Linked DNA regions of Homo sapiens: region 2 is linked to region 1. Evidence: read pairs that join two places in POLR2A ChIA-PET (ENCODE). Cell type or tissue: MCF 10A. All regions are shown on one strand.

What was found. Peaks named below come from ENCODE experiments on the same cell type or tissue, not always from the same donor. Only the 100,000 strongest peaks of a DNase experiment are listed, where the experiment ranks them.
Region 2: POLR2A ChIA-PET joins it to region 1 with 20 read pairs; 4 of 35 experiments call an interaction of 5 or more read pairs at or near these places.

The regions. Positions count from the first base shown.
Region 1 is chr9:115,940,431-115,948,430 of GRCh38, reverse strand. The region is part of intron 1 of LOC124902258 (a long non-coding RNA gene); the gene reads right to left. Among named protein-coding and RNA genes, the nearest start is that of LINC00474, 19 kb to the right of the region's middle. RefSeq lists an enhancer at 3,490-4,689. In MCF 10A, no CTCF peak of the experiment used is centred here; DNase peaks (open chromatin) are centred at 3,720, 4,090 and 6,340.
Region 2 is chr9:116,083,504-116,091,503 of GRCh38, reverse strand. No RefSeq gene overlaps it. Among named protein-coding and RNA genes, the nearest start is that of PAPPA, 66 kb to the left of the region's middle. In MCF 10A, no CTCF peak of the experiment used is centred here; DNase peaks (open chromatin) are centred at 3,483 and 4,043.

The sequences.
Region 1 (8,000 bases):
ACGGTTCTTAGTTTCTGAATGCCTCCTTTGATGGTACCTATTAATTCCCTTTTTGGTGTATCAGATAGTCTAATTTCTCTCTTCTCCCAATAATGTTGCTTGAAACCACGGACAGGGAGGGGCTGTCGTGGCTGAGAGGATGAGTGGGGGCTCAAACCCAATCTGTGCTGTATTCACCAACCTATGTGCCCAGGCTTGGTGAAATGATGGCTTTATTTTTATTATTATTATTATTTTTATCTGAGGAAGAAATTTAAACAACTAACATTCCCCAAAAGGTGCCTTTTTCTTTTTTTAAAAAAGTTATTCACTCAAAGTCACCACACATGCTCAAAGGCAATGTAGAACATGGGCCAGATCCATTAACTCTGGCCACAACAAAGGCTCATGATGTTCAGTGGGAATTCCCACAATTCTATGCTCCCTAGGCTGAAAGGATCCAAGTGCAGAAAACAAACTGAAATTATCAGCAAACTGTCTCAACCAGGACCTATGCTACACATGTTTTGTTTAGCATCTCATTCAACCCATACAACACCCCTTAAGAGCAAATTCTATTCTACTTTTATAACTTAGAACGCTGGAGCTCATCAAACTGGAGTTCGTGTACCTAGAAGGCAACAGAATCAGGACACCAACTTGTATTCATTCCATATGACTTCTTGAATTTGCTACCGATAGTTCTTTCAGTCTTTACAATCATTGGCTTCTTCTTGTTGGATTTTCCTTTGGTCACTTCCCTGGGGTCCAATCTCTGTTTACTAATTCTTCATCAATTAAGTAGAATGTTACCACTCATCTCTGTCTGATTTGGGCACACAATATGCTGCCAAACACTTTCAGCTCTAACAGTACTAGAAAAGATATTATCTCTGAATCACAACCATCTTTCTCATTGTATCGAATTCATCCTTGTGGCATCTGGCTCTGGCTCCAGCTTTAAGTTTTTGACTCCTTCGCTCAATCTCTTCACATATTCTTTTTTTTTGTTTTGTGACGGAGTCTCACTTTTTCTCCCAGACTGGAGTTCAGTGGCATGATCTCAGCTCACTGCAACCTCCACCTCCTGGGTTTAAGTGATTCTCTTGCCTCAGCCTCCCGAGTAGCTGGGATCACAGGCACTCGCCGCCACACTTGGGTAATTTTTGTATTTTTAGTAGAGACGGCAGGGCTTCACCATGTTGGCCAGGCTGGTCTCAAACTCCTGACCTCAGGTGATCTGCCCACCTTGGCCTCCCAAATTGCTGGGATTACAGGTGTAAGGCACCGCGGCTGGCCTCTTCACATATTCTAAGACATTTTATCAATTGCCCAACATAATTATTTTTTTAAAAAAACATTTTATTTAATAATTCTATTTTTTTAAAAAAACTCTTTTTTATTCCGTCTATTAGGACATGGCCTTAGGTCGAACCAATATTAATTTACAGTCTCATTTCTCTCTGGAAGTGGAATCCTACAAGCATTTTTATTCTACATCTCTTTGGCAGATATGCAAACAAACCATTCTACATGACTACACGAAATTTTGCTTGTTTCTCTCTCTACAGCTGGTCTCCAATTGTTTCATGTGCATTTGTTTTCTTCCCCTGACTTGACTCCTTGATGGCAATGTTGTGTACACAGAAGTTACGTCATACATGTGAGTTAGTTGATCTAATTCTTTATTTACTCAATGCTCCTAGCTCACTCTTTGCCCTCCCCCTTCCTGGTCACCTGGTTAAATAGGCTCTTGATAAATACTTACTGAATGAAATAATGAACCAGCACCAACTAAATATAAGGTGCTATTGTAATAATTGGCTGGGTCAGTCAGATACTTGGATACCATGTGGAATTCTGTGGCAGCATTGGAATCCCACTGGATATATGGAGGTCTGGCAGAGAGCAAACTGTGGTTGAATTTGGGCACAAGAGGGTGAGGGTGGAAATGGGAAAAATTGAGCAGGAGTCATTATGTCTGGGGATGAAATGGAAGGTCTGAACAGGAAAAATAGCAGCTGAATAGCAGACTGGCTGTTAGGATTGAAAAATCAGGTGTGAAAATCAACTACAATAGTAATAATAATGATAATATTAATGAATTTACAATATTAAAAGTAGACTGTCCCATGGTTTGTTGTTAATTTATCAATTTCTGAGTATTTTCTTACTAAGAAATATTAATTTCTTAGTATTTTCTGAGATTTACAAATCTTCATTGCAGATATGAAACCTAAAATTCATTTTGGAAAAGAACAAAATGGATCATAAAGTAGATTAAATTCTAATTAATGACATTCATACTGGAGAATTGGGTGAAATGTAGTGATGCCTTCCAACTTAGTTTTAAACATGTCACAAATAAGATAGATTGATGGAGAGAGAGGGGGGAGATCTAGAGAGAGGTATGTGATAAGACAATTATATTAATAGTGAAAGGTTAGTTACAGAATCTGAGTGGTAGGTATATGTATGTTTACTATAAAAATACTTAAACTATACTGTTTATTTGAAAATTTTTATAATAAAATCCTGAGAAAAAATAAATTATAGAGAAATTGATTCAGATCTCTTAAAAATAACCATATTGGAGCCTACAATGATTAGATCAAAATACTAGTTTTTTAGGTAGAATTTTCCAGCATAGTAATAAATCTTCATATTTATGCAAGGTTTTATTGTCCACCAAGTACAAAGTGTGATGATTGAGGGAAAAGACTCTGGAGCCAGACTAGCTGATTTCTGATTACTATCTATGAATAAACCATTTAACTTCTTGGTCTCTTAATTCCTTTGTTAGTCGAATCTGTGTAATAATTCTCCTAGGGTAGTTGTGAAGAGTAAATAAATCAGTAAATGTAAAATGCTTAGAAAGTGCTAAGAAGCAAATAAGCTCTATATTAATGCCATCTATTATAATTGTAATAATAATTGTTATGCCTTCCTCATTAGTTCTTAGGACAGAAATGGTTACTCTGCTTTTCAGCTGAAGTAACTGAGGTCTAGAGAAATATCTCTTGCCCAAAGCCATATGGTTTCATTTTAGGTGATACTGGGTCTAAAGTTAAGTCTTCATTGCCTCTTTCAAATATGCTTCTCCTTGTGTTCCAACTCCCATTGCAATGTCCAATCAAATTGAGGTGCAAAGAAATGCTAAGTGCCTGGCTGGGTGCCTGGCACATGGTAGGCACTTAAAAAGTAGGTGAATGATAAAAGTTCATTTATAGCACTTACTGTGTGTGTTACCCTGCTAATCACTATACATTATCTCAAAGAATCCTTGTAAAAGCTCTAAGAGTTTTGTTTTACTGCCCTGACTTTCCAGATGAGAGCAGAGGCTTTAGAAAGGGTATGTTGCCCAAGATCCCACAGCTAGCAAGTCTGAACCACAGATCCATCTGGTTCCAAAGCCCATGCATTTTTAACAACCCTGCAACACTTTCATGAATGAAGGGAGGCTGCTTCAAAGCTTAGCCGAATGGTAGAAATTAGGGGACATGAGCCATTTTACCCTTAATCCACAGTGCCTTCCCCTAAGTCCTTCTCATCATAGATGCATTGTATTACTAGCAAATGTGAATGTTTTGATGAATTAGGCAAAACACTCCAACTGCCTGTACATTGCAACATCTTCCCTTCAAAGGCCAGGGAATGTAGACTGTACGTTCTTTGTCCAGCTTGTCTGAATGCGTCAACGCTGTCTGGGAGGCACAGAGGTGGATGCTTTCCTAGCAGGGGTGAGGCCCCTCCTGAATGTCCAGCTCCCGTATTTGTAACATTGCCATGTGCTGCCACTGGGCCAAGGAATGAAGGGGCCTATGGTCCCAGCCTCCTCAGATTACGCAAGCCAAGAAAAATGTGCAAATCGCATGAGAAAAGCAGGCAGTCCCCAAACATCTTTATTTGTTCATTTCTGTGCCCTGATGCTTTGATTGCAGCCCTGCACTTAGAAATTTCAAGATAAGTATCAGCAGCTGGACACTGGGTAAATCAGAGGCACAGATTCCGTGTAAATACTGAAGTTTCGAAAGCACAAACTTATGTCCAATAGCTTGGAGCACAGGACCCAGTGGAAAGTGGGGGAGTGGTGTTCTGGCTTTGGCAGAGTCAACCTTCTGAGAAACTCATGGACATGTCTGTGCATGCCTGAACTTGTCTGACAAAGCCAAGCAGAGATTTCAGGATTGGCCAGATTCAGACACAAGCGGCCTGCTTGCTCGGAACCAAAATGGAACAGTCAGAGGAAGTGCAGGATTAGAAAGAAGAAACAAAAGATTACAGTCTGAAATCTGTTAACAGCAGAGGTTGCATGGTGAATGACCATGCTGATGACAATAAACTAAGCTGTCATCTATTGAATGGCTCACTGACAAGATCCCATATTAGGCTTTTTGTGTCCATTCACATAGTTAATTCTCCTAACAATCCTCAAGTTTTGATGGACTTTACCAGATTTTATAAATTTTAAAAAAAGAATAAAAAGGAAAGAAAGGGAGATGGAATGGTAAAACCACTATCTCAAAGTCAGGAACTAGCCAGTAAGAGGAAACAGGTTAGCAACACATGCTTGTCAGAGCCAAGGACCAATTTGTATCTTAAACTGCCCCCATGATCAATGAACATGAATTTAAACAAATGATAATCCCAGAACCTAAATCTGCCTCCCTGCAGTTAGAATAAATAATAACCATTGTGTGCCATTTTACAGTTCTCAAAGGGGTTATGTAATCTACATATACTGGAGACAGAAAAGAGAAAACTGTCCAGTTGGGTTTTGCTCCTAGGACAATAACAGTTCATATACTAGTTGTAAATAGTAAACACACCATTTTTTTTTTCTTCCTGACAGAAGGGGGATTTTGTCTGAGAAGAGAAAAAAAAAATGAGAGAGAGACAGCAGCTTTCTATTCAGAGACTAAATTAATGGGTAGGGCTGATCTCTTGGCATAATATGAGCTGTGAGGAGAGAGTTTGCTGATGAGATCTGTCAAGAACATAACAAGAAGATAGACTGGAAGAGTCTGGACCACACTGGGTGTGACAGCAGCCTCATCAGCTCAGCTAAGAGTAGATATATTGGTAAGAAAAATTAGAACAATGGGTAAAGCAAGATAACTAATGCTGTAGTTATGCTGTGAAGCTTATTTTGTTATTTAGGATTCTTTGGTTGCAAGTAACAGAATCCAACTCAAGGCAGCATACACAAAAATTTGTGAGATCTAATATAAGCACATGGAGATTTCTCTCAGGACAGCAAATACTAAAGATAAGGTAAATATGAAAATGAAAATTCAAGGTGGCTGGCAGAGTATAAAAACATGATCCTGGAGAGCATGACAGAATCCAAATCTTGAAGTTCTTTGTAGATTTCATTAAAGCACTTTAATTTCCTTGTAAATGTAGCAAGTGGCCAAGAAATGGGAAGTAATGTTATCAAAATGCAGGAAAATGGGATTATCAGATACAATACCACTTGAGCTGCTGTATGGGATAGAGAAAGGAAGTATGAAGGGTTGCTGTTGGTTGATTTTTTTGACTATGTATATAGTAGTGCCATAAATTGTGATAAGGAACATCAAAATGCAGATATGGGGTTGGAGGAAAAAGTTTGTGATGCATTTACTTTTGAACAGATTGGATTTAAGATGTCTGTGAGTCTTTCAAGAGATATCTACAGATACTTAGATAAAACAGTGTGGAGTTCAGAAGAAGCACATGTGCTGGAGTTACAAATGAGAAGTCACCTTCACAAAGATGCTACCAGAAGCCATAGCAGTGAATCAGGATATCCAAGGACTTGATTAAAGGTGAGAGAGCAGGGGAGAGCCTCGAACATAGAACTCTAACAACAACAACAAAAACCAGTTATGGGCCATAAGCATTAAGAAGAAAAGCCTTTAAACCTTCCAAGAGTAGCCAGAGAGATAGAGATAATTAGGAGAAGGAACACTTTCTGAAAGCTGGAGTGAAGACTTCTGAAAATCTACTTCATAACAGCAAAAAGAACACTAAAAAAATTGACAAAATAAACTTTTACAGAGCTGTAAAACTTAATCAAAAGCTTGTAACAATCTGAAGAATGTTTGTTGAAGAAAAATAGCTGAATTTCTGTAAGAATAGCAAAGAGCTTTGTAGCATTTTAACACACACTATTTCTATTTCTGTTTTCCTGCACAGTAGCAGTGAAAACCAACAGCCTCACGAGCATGGTAATTGTGAAAACCAGCAGTCTTACAGCTACTGGATGGGATAGAAAGTGTTTAGAGATCTCCCAAAAGTCCATTCCTAGAGAACTATCACTATCTGACCTGCCTGACAACTCCCTGGAAAGCCCCATTCATGGAGACTGGCTTTATTTTAACTGACTCAGAGCTCATTCACTGGGGAAATGCTGTATCCCCAGGGTGTTTGTGAAAAATGAACAGTGTCCATCATTTAAATTGAAGCTGCCTGAAGCAGTGATACAAGTTGTATCAATTAGGGCAAATAAGAGGCTAGCTAAGACCCTTAAAGGAAAAAGCTGAAAAATGAAACATTTACAGGGGGCTTTAAAAGACTCCAACATATTCAAGGGCATCTAGAAAATGATGTACATGTGCAGGGCTGTGAGAATGCTCGGGAAAGACTTGAGAAGATCCCAATATCTTATGCTGGCTGACACTGAGGATCTGCATAAACAGGAACTGAAAGCTAAGGCAGAGTTGAAAACTGGCAGTGTTGAAATGGTGCCCCAACACATCCACTCAGGGCTCCATGGTAAAGTGTGAGAGACCTATGGGTTCAAGTCATTCATGCAAATTTTTATCCAATCATTCCCTGACCACTAAGCTAACTCAGCAGAGACTTCAGTGGCCACACACAACACAGTGCAGACTTTAAATAATAAGTTGAGTAAAGTCACCAAACAAACTTCAAACAGCAGGAACAACAAACAGTAACAGTGGAAAACCCTGGGAAGTGAGGAATCTTATTTCCAGAGTTGCCACATTAGATTATGAAAAATTCCAGTTTTCAACACGAAGCTGTGAAACACACTAAGAAACAGGAAGGTATGGCCCAAACACATAATTATAAACTAAATAATATCGTACATGGATTAAAAGGGTTTCCTATGTTAAAGAAATATAATAAAAACACAAAGATTCTTCATTGGGAGTATATTCAGGTAACTTATTATAATTATTAGATAGTTTAAATTCTGCTGTACCAAAGTTTATTAATTAATTTTTTAAAAATACATAGTCCACGAGGTTTAGAAATGCAAGACGTGTACACTGAAACTACAAGACATTGCTGAAGGAAATTAAAGAAGACCTAAATAAATTGAAATTTAACCACATTTATAGATTGAAAAATTTAATATTGTTAAGATAGCAGTACTTCCCAAATTGAACTATAAATTCAATGCAGTCCCTATCAAAATCCTAGTGCCACTTTCTGCAGAAATTGACAAACTGATTTTAAAACTTATAGGAAAATGTAAGGGACCAAGAAGGACCAAAATGATTTTTAAAAAGGAAAATAAAGTTAAAAATTCACACTTTTTAATTTCATAACTTAAACAAAAGTATGGTATTTAAGAAAATGTTGTACTTGCAGAGAGATAGGCTATAAACTAATGCAGTGGAAATGAAAATTCAGAAGTAAATCCTTACAATATAGTTGATTGATTTTTGACAAGGTTGCCTGGACAAATCGATATGAAAAGAAATAGTCTTTTCAACAAGTGGTGCTGAAACAACTGGCTATCTACCTGGAAAAAAATGAAGGTGGACCCTTCCTTACACTGTACAGAAAAGCTAACATAAAATGGATCATAGACCTAAATATCAGAGATAAAAGTACGAAAGTCTTGTAAGTAAATATAGTAGTATATATTCATGACTTTGGGTTAGGCAAAAGTTTCTTAGATATGATACTGGAAGCATAAGTGAAGACAGAATAAGTAGGCAAACTGGATAAGATCAAGTTTAAAAAGTTTTCGCTTCAAAGGTCGCCACCAAGAAAGTGAAAAGGCA
Region 2 (8,000 bases), 140 kb before region 1:
TAGGATGTACATAGCAGGAGGACCCTGGGCCCAGACCAGGATACTGTTTTTTCCTCCTAGGCCTCTGGACCTATTATGAGAGGGGCTGCTGCTAAGGTCTCTGACATGCCCTGGAAACATTTTCCCCTTTGTCTTGGCAATTAGCATTCAACTCCTCATTACTTATGCAAATTTATGCAGCAGGCTTGAATTTCTCCCCAGAAAATGGGTTTTTCTTTTCTACTGCATCATCAGGCTGCAAATTTTCCAAACTTTTATGCTCTGCTTCCCTTTTAAAGGTAAGTTCCAATTTCAGATCATATCTCTCAAGTTCAAAATTCCACAGATCTCTAGGTCAGGGGCAAAATGCCACCAGTCTCTGAATAGCAAGAGTGACCTTTATTCCAGTTCCCAAAACATTCCCCATCTCCATCTGAGACCACCTCAGCTTGGACCTTGTTGTCCATATCACTATCAACATTTTGGTCAAAGCCATTCAACTAGTCTCTAGGAAATTCCAAACTTTCTCACATCTTCCTGTCTTCTGAGCTCTCCAAGTCTCTAGGAAGTTTCAAACTTTCCCACATTTTCCTATCTACATCTGAGTCCTCTGAACTGCTCCAACCTCTGCCTGTTACCCCATTCCAAAGTGACTTCCACACTTTCAGGTAGTTTTATAGCACCCCACTCTACCAGCACCAATTTACTCTATTAGTTTGTTCTAATGCTGCTAATAAAGACATATCTGAGACTGGATAATTTATAAAGGAAAGAGGTTTAATGGAGTCACAGTTCCACATGTCTGGGGAAGCCTCACAATTATGGAGGAAGGTGAAGAAAGAGCAAAGTCACATCTTACATGGCGGCAGGCAAGAGCTTGTTAGGGAAACTGCCTTTTTATAAAACCATTAGATCTCATGAGACTTATTCACTATCACAAGAGCAGCATGGGAAAAACCCAATCCTATGATTCACTTGCCTCCCACTGGCTCCCTCCCACAACACTTGGGGATTATTACAATTCAGGGTGAGATTTGGTTGGGAACACAAAGCCAAGCCATATCACCTTCTGTTTCTTTATAGATTTGTTACCTAAGTATCCATCTCTAGACACCATGATTTAGGCTTGCTCATTATTTTTTTTAATGTTGAGTCTATTAATCTATAGGTTCACCCTCTAACCCTCACTTTTCCTTACTCTTCATCTGCAAGAGTACTGAGGGCATCTGGGAAGTCTCCCACAGTCTGGATTGTGTTTGTTGCACATTTATAGCACAGGACAACATGTTCCCCTGTCCTATTTCTTGCAAAGTGGCAGCTGGATCCAAGACCTGATGAGACTCAGTTCAATCCCTTTGGTAACATTGGAAGTGGTGATGAGTTCTTCCATCAACAACTGCATTATGACTGCTGGTTTTTCTTGTGATGTTCAGAGCTGTTGATGATTAGTAATTGGATCTATCAATTCACTGGGGAGAGGGAGTTCAAAATAGTCTAATTTTATTTTATTTTTTGCATTTATCTACTGGGATATTTTTATAAAAATCACATTCCATTACCTACTATTTAGTTAACCAGTGGTACAGTTGCTATAGGAAGGGCAGGATAAATGCTTGAGTCTTTCCCTTTATTCACCAATTTTCAAGGTAATGAATTGGTTTTAATCTCATCTTATATGAAGTTGAGTTCCATTTACATTAATTTAAATGTACTTGATGGATTTAATCAGATTTTAATTTTTTTCATTTTTAATTTTTTTTGACACAGGGTTTTGCTTTGTTGCTTAGGCTGGAGTGCAGTGGTGCAATCATGGCTCACTGTAGCCTTAACTTCCCCAGCTCAAGCAATCCTCCCACTTCAGCCTCCAGAGTAACTGAGACTACAGGTGTGTGTCAACACACCTGGATAATTAAATTTTTATTTTTATTTTTATTTTTGTAGAGATGGTGTCTCATTATGTTCCCCAGGCTGGTCTTGAACATTTGGGCTTAAGAAATTCCCCCACCTCAGCCATCCTAAGTTCTGGGATTTATAGGCATGAGCCAGGCCCAGATTTTTAAATCTTTGAGAAAATAAAGGTCCTTGACAAAATATAGAAATTTTCAGGGAGAATTTCAACACCACTCTCATATAGAGCTATGGGACAAAGTAATCATTTAAAAGCCACACATCTATTTATTGGGAACTTAATGTGCACATGAAACACTTTTTTCTTTAGAAAAATATTCCCTCTTCCCAAAGGAGGTCACCTTCACACTATTAATGAAAAAACACTTAAGGTAAGAAGAAACAGAATGGGACAGTGCTTTATAGGAAAATTAGTAAGAGTGTACCCTTTTTCTTCTCCATATCTTTCTTTTTCTCCTCTTTCTTGTCTTTTTTCCTTTTGAGTATGGAGTGCTGAAAATGTACTTGAATTTTCAAGTACAGACTCCAAATTAAAAGACAGAGCAAGAATCTCTTCAAAGTCTTCTATGCAACATTGGATTAATGAAGCTCTCCAGTTTTGTGGTTCAAATCAGGGAAGGCAATGAGGAAGTTGATGGTATGGTTGGCTTGTCAAACAGGCTCTGATATGTCATGCAGGCACAGTGTAGAATCCAAGTCTCCATGAAACCAAGGATGGATAATGTGGTTCATATAGAAAGGTTAAATATGGATGTTTCTTTTTTCTTTGACAATCCTTTCAGTATTTATACTTTTGGTTTACTCAGTGAAAAAAGCTGAATATAGCAGTGTTCTGGGAATTGTAAGGGAGTTAAAAGTGAAAGAGATTGTACTCTGCATCGTACACTCTACCACTTATTTTATGGCTGGATAATTTTTGGGAAATTCCTTAAACACTTTGAGCCCAATGTTTCTTAATTGTTAAATAGAAAAGAAGCATGTCAGTCTACTTTGCAAGGTCATTGCGGGCATTCAACAAAGTAATTTCTGTGAAGTGCATGGCGCAACACTGAGCACAGACCAAGCACTCCAAATATATTGGTTTCCTTTTTTTTTTTTTTTTTTTTTTTTTTGCCTCCTGGCTTTCAACCAATCTTAGAAACGTATTTTTTTTTCTATGTGAAAAACTAATGGAATTGGAAAAACTCAGGTAAATGAGTACTTATAGCAATTTTCTGGTAATGAGTTATTATACAAAAAACAAACAATTAATTTTTTTTTTTTAAAAAAGAAACAGAAAGGGAAGATGGGAGGATTTTTGTAGAGGGATATAAAGGCAAGAAAAACAGAAAGGAGGGAACAGAGACACAGATACAAAGATGAAATGCTGCAAGCCATACATAGGGATCAGTTTACAACTGGGTGAGCTGTAGTTGAAGGTGGACATAAAGATGTAGGGGTAATTGAAACTGGAAAGCTAGACTTGTGGATGGGTGGAGGCACTGATGTGACCCTGAGAAAGGATGACTAAGCTCTCAGTGGGTAATGACACGTCTGTATCTAAACATAAAACATTAAAAAAATCAAAATAGGTGTTTGGTGACTCAAACCTAGGGAGAGATTCCTCAAACACTGGTGAGAACAAAAACACCAAGGAAGGAAGAATATTTTGGGGAAGATTAATTATGTTTGAATAAAGTTGTTTATTTTCATTGCTATAAAACAGCCTCACGATTCAGCTTTCTTCTGGCAAATGACATCTCCACCAGGAAACACCCATGGATTTCTGTGCCTCACGCTGAGTTCCATCTGTTGCTGTGTTGCTCAATGGCAAAAGGCACCCATATTTTCCCTTGCAGAAGATATATTTATTTCTTGATATGCACAAAGTCAGAAGCATATTTCTTTTGGCTTATTTGATTTCATAAAGGGGCAACCACAGTAAATTCTAAATATTTAAAATCTGATTAATTCATTCAAAAACTGCTATGCAACAATGTTGTCATTGAGAAGTGATGCAGATGGAAAAGAGTCTTATCTTCCTCCTGATAACTGAGAAACCAATTACAAGGGGATAATCATTTGTCTCCAGAGGAAGGCAATGTGAGGTAGTGAAAGGGGAACTGGGCTAGGAGTCAACACTTTTGTAGTCTTCTATGAGCTCAGTGGCAGCCTGCTTGTGTAATCGTGGCAGTCTCATGACTGCCTGTGTATTCAAAAGGGCACAGGTTTTAGAGACACATTGGCTCAAGTTAAATTTCTATTTTTATCACTTACTAGGTATACAGCCTTGGGCTGTGCTCTGAGTACCAGTGTACTCACATGAAGTATTTTAATAGTCATTAGCTACCTGTATTGCCAGATATGAGACACTAAATTAAGCACTTATTTGTTGATCAGGCCCACAGATAATATTCATACAAAGTAAATTTTCCTCTCCCTATAATTTAACTGAGTCTCTTTAATTGCAGATGAAGGCAATAAATTCATGCCAGTTCTAGGAAGTTGCATGATTCAAATAAATATATATATTTGTGTATAGAGATGAGAAGCTTTATAAATTGTAATAGTATTGCTATTTGAAACTGTTCTTATTTTGGCACAAGATGCCAAAAATAAAGAAATTATGAGAGGAAAAATAAGGGTGCAAACAATGATAAAGTATTATGTGGCAGATACCATGCTAGGTGCATTTATTTATTAGTTGTGTAAGCCAGGGGGCAAGAAATACTAGTTGCTGTAGTAAACAATCCCCAAAAAAACATTTATGTACAGTGATCACAGTCCAATATGGCTGGAGCAGCTTTTCTCTATCTGAGTGACATCTTTCATCTCAGACCTCTTCCAGGACCTTAGAGTCCTTCCCTGGATTTTTTTTAAACATCTAACTGATAACTAGGGAAGGATTAGTGGGTAGAAAGTTCTGAGGTCCAGGGGAAGAAATGGCCTATGTCACAACTGCCCCATTCTTTTGGCTAGATTTAGGTACCAATGCCCTTACTTAGATATAAAGAGCCTGGGCAATAAAAACTACTTATGTGCCCAGAAGGAAAATAAAAAAATTTGCAAAGCACAGTTTTACCTCTCTTGTGTTATCTCATTTAATCTTCATAAAATTATTACGAGACAGCTTATAATAAATACTTTACAAATAAGATAACTGGAGTTTATGGCTGTTAAATAACTTGCCCAAATTCACATGATTAGCAATAGGCAAGCTGGCATCCCTTAAATTACCTTTAATTGCTCAGGCTTTGAATTGGCAGCACAGACAGATCAACTTGGAGGGAGGTATATCTGCATACTCAGATTGGGTTGACAGAGTGAGAATGACCCTCAAAATATTAAAATAGTTATGGTTTGGAGAATATGCTTTCAATGCCTAATAACCAACAGCCCCAAATAAATATTATAAGGAATTATCTTCTCTAGAAAGAAATTTGCAGCAAAATTACAGTTTGTGAGAAATATTAAGACCCTTCAGGCATTTAAGGACTTACTTAGAGACACAGAATACAAACAAAATATGGAAAAAGTCCTTGTCCTACAAAGGTTCTGGCTTAGTGGAGAAAACAGGACAAATGCTTGTGTAACATTTAATGAAAATGATGTTATTAGGATAAGAAGGCATACTTGTAGAGTGCTATACAGACTGATTTATTAAGAAATTGGACTCTGTGGTTAGAATATCAGGGTTTGAATTTTTTCTCTACCGCTTCCTATATGTGTGTCTTTGGGTGAACTGTTTCTGTTCCCTGAGTCCCAGTTTTCTCATTTGCAAATGGAGAATTTGTAAATAGGAAAAGAAGTTTATATATGTATATAAGCCAAACCATAAACATATATATATATATGGTTTGGCTTAAAGCAGATGTTGGGAAATGCTTTCTTTCTCCTTTCTTTTTCCTTTCATGTAATAATACTAACAGAAATAATTTTTTTAAACTACCATTTATTGGCCAGGCACAGTGGCTCACGCCTGCAATCCCACACTTTGGGAGGCCAAGGTGGGCTGATCACAAGGTCAGGAGACAGAGACCATCCTGGCCAACACAGTGAAACCCCATCTCTATTAAAAATACAAAAAAAAAAATAGCCAGGCGTGGTGGCGGGCACCTGTAGTCCCAGCTACTCAGGAGGCTGAGGCAGGAGAATGGCGTGAACCTGGGAGGTGGAGCTTGAAGTGAGCTGAGATCATGCCACTGCACTCCAGCTTGGGTGACAGAGTGAGACTCTGTCTCAAAACAAAACAAAACAAAACAAAAAAACCTACCATTCATTACAAGTCTACTCTGTTCCTACTTGATATACTAGGTAGTTATATGCATGATTCTATTTAATTCTCAGGAGTCTCTTATTTAAGAGACAAAGTCATGTGCCTAACATCATGTCAAAGTGGTAGAGATGTAGTTGGAACCCTGGTCCTCTGGCCTCAAATCCACAAATACCACCTAGCTTTGTACTTTAGCAGCATGGGCCATCTTTTCCAATCATTAGTTGTGTTTTGATTCTCTTTAGCCTGTGTATTTAGGCACTGAGACTATTTTCTTGAATACTTCTGGTGTTTGAGGATGCATGCCTCCTTTAAACCTTACAGTATTTATCAAGCAACTTCTTGCTTATAAATTTTTTTCTGTTGAACCAAAATTTCTCCTCATATAACTTTCATTCATCAGTCATAGTTCTGCAGTCTGGGGTTTACACAGAGGAAGTCAGCTTCTGCCTTGAGGCTACCACTTGAACATTTGAATACATTTGTGATGAGCCTTAGGACTTTTCTTCTATGGAAAAATAATCCTGAGGCTTTCAACTTCTCTACGACATCTAGGCCCTTCACCTACCAGTATAGTGACTTCTGGACAGCTTATACTTTGTCATTATCTTTCTAAAAGTACTGTGCCCAGAAGCAGAGGTGGTTTCCAGTTAGAGGCCAGAACACTGTGCAGCAGACACTGTCCTGGACTCAGCAATCTCATTCATAAGAGCCTGAGATCCCATTAGCTTTCTTGGCAGCCTTATCCCATCATTGGCTCATGCTTTCCTTCCAGTCATTGTATATGCCTCAGGTGGTGAACTACAGAATGTCAGGGCTAAGAGAAACCTCAAAGATCATTTTTTGACAAAGAATGAATTGAAGCATAGCCATCCAGTTCAGTGGCTAGAAGAACGATTCATGCATCCCTCTTCCCATCTATCCACCCACCCAACAACTGTGTTTTAAGTTCCCTTTGTGTGTCAGTCTCTGTGCTGACTGCTGAGTGTACAGTGGCATACAGAATGGAAATGTTCCCTGCCCTCTTGGAGCCAACAGTCCAGAGAAGAAAACAGACTCTAATCAAGTAATGTCAAATGGAACATATTACACACCCGGTGATGAAGACTGTAGAAGATCAGAGGGCTGTGAGAAAATATAATGAGGGACCTGATATAGCCCAGAGAGAAGCCCTGCGGATCCTCAATTCAAAGGTCTCTTCTTACTGCACAGCTCTCCTTTGTCATTTAATTCACCGTAGGTAGTAAAATAAAGATAGCTACAAATTCTTTGACATTCTTTCATCTGAGATGCATGTCCATTTTCCTCCCCTAGAAACAAGTGATGCTGTGCCCATTCCAAGTCCAGCCTTGAAGAACTCTGATAGATTTCACCTTGAGTCTGCAACTGCCAAGTAGAAAATATGATTATCCTGCAGGAGAGACCACACAGAAGCACCTTGAGACTTAATGGAAAGAGAAAGAAGGGATCTGAATGAACCCAATCTTTCAGACTTCCCCACCAAGGTGTCCTCCAGACCAGCCCAGCCATCAGCTGAATACCACTGAGTGACCCCAGGTGGGGCTAGATGGAGTTGAGGAGTTGCCTAGCCAAACTGCTCAAATTTCTGACCTACAAAATTATGAGCTGTAGTAGAAGTGCTGTTTTTTAAGACTTGAGGGTAGTTTCACATGCGGCAATATATAATCAGAACATTGTATTTCCCCCTTTCTCCCTTCCATTTAGAAAGGTTTTTTTTTCTTTTTCTTTTTTTTCTTTTAAATTTCAGCACCCAAAAGCTCACATGATTTGATTCACTAAATATGCATTTTATACCATGCTAGAGGCAGTGGGGGAATAGATATTATTTGGCTATATATAT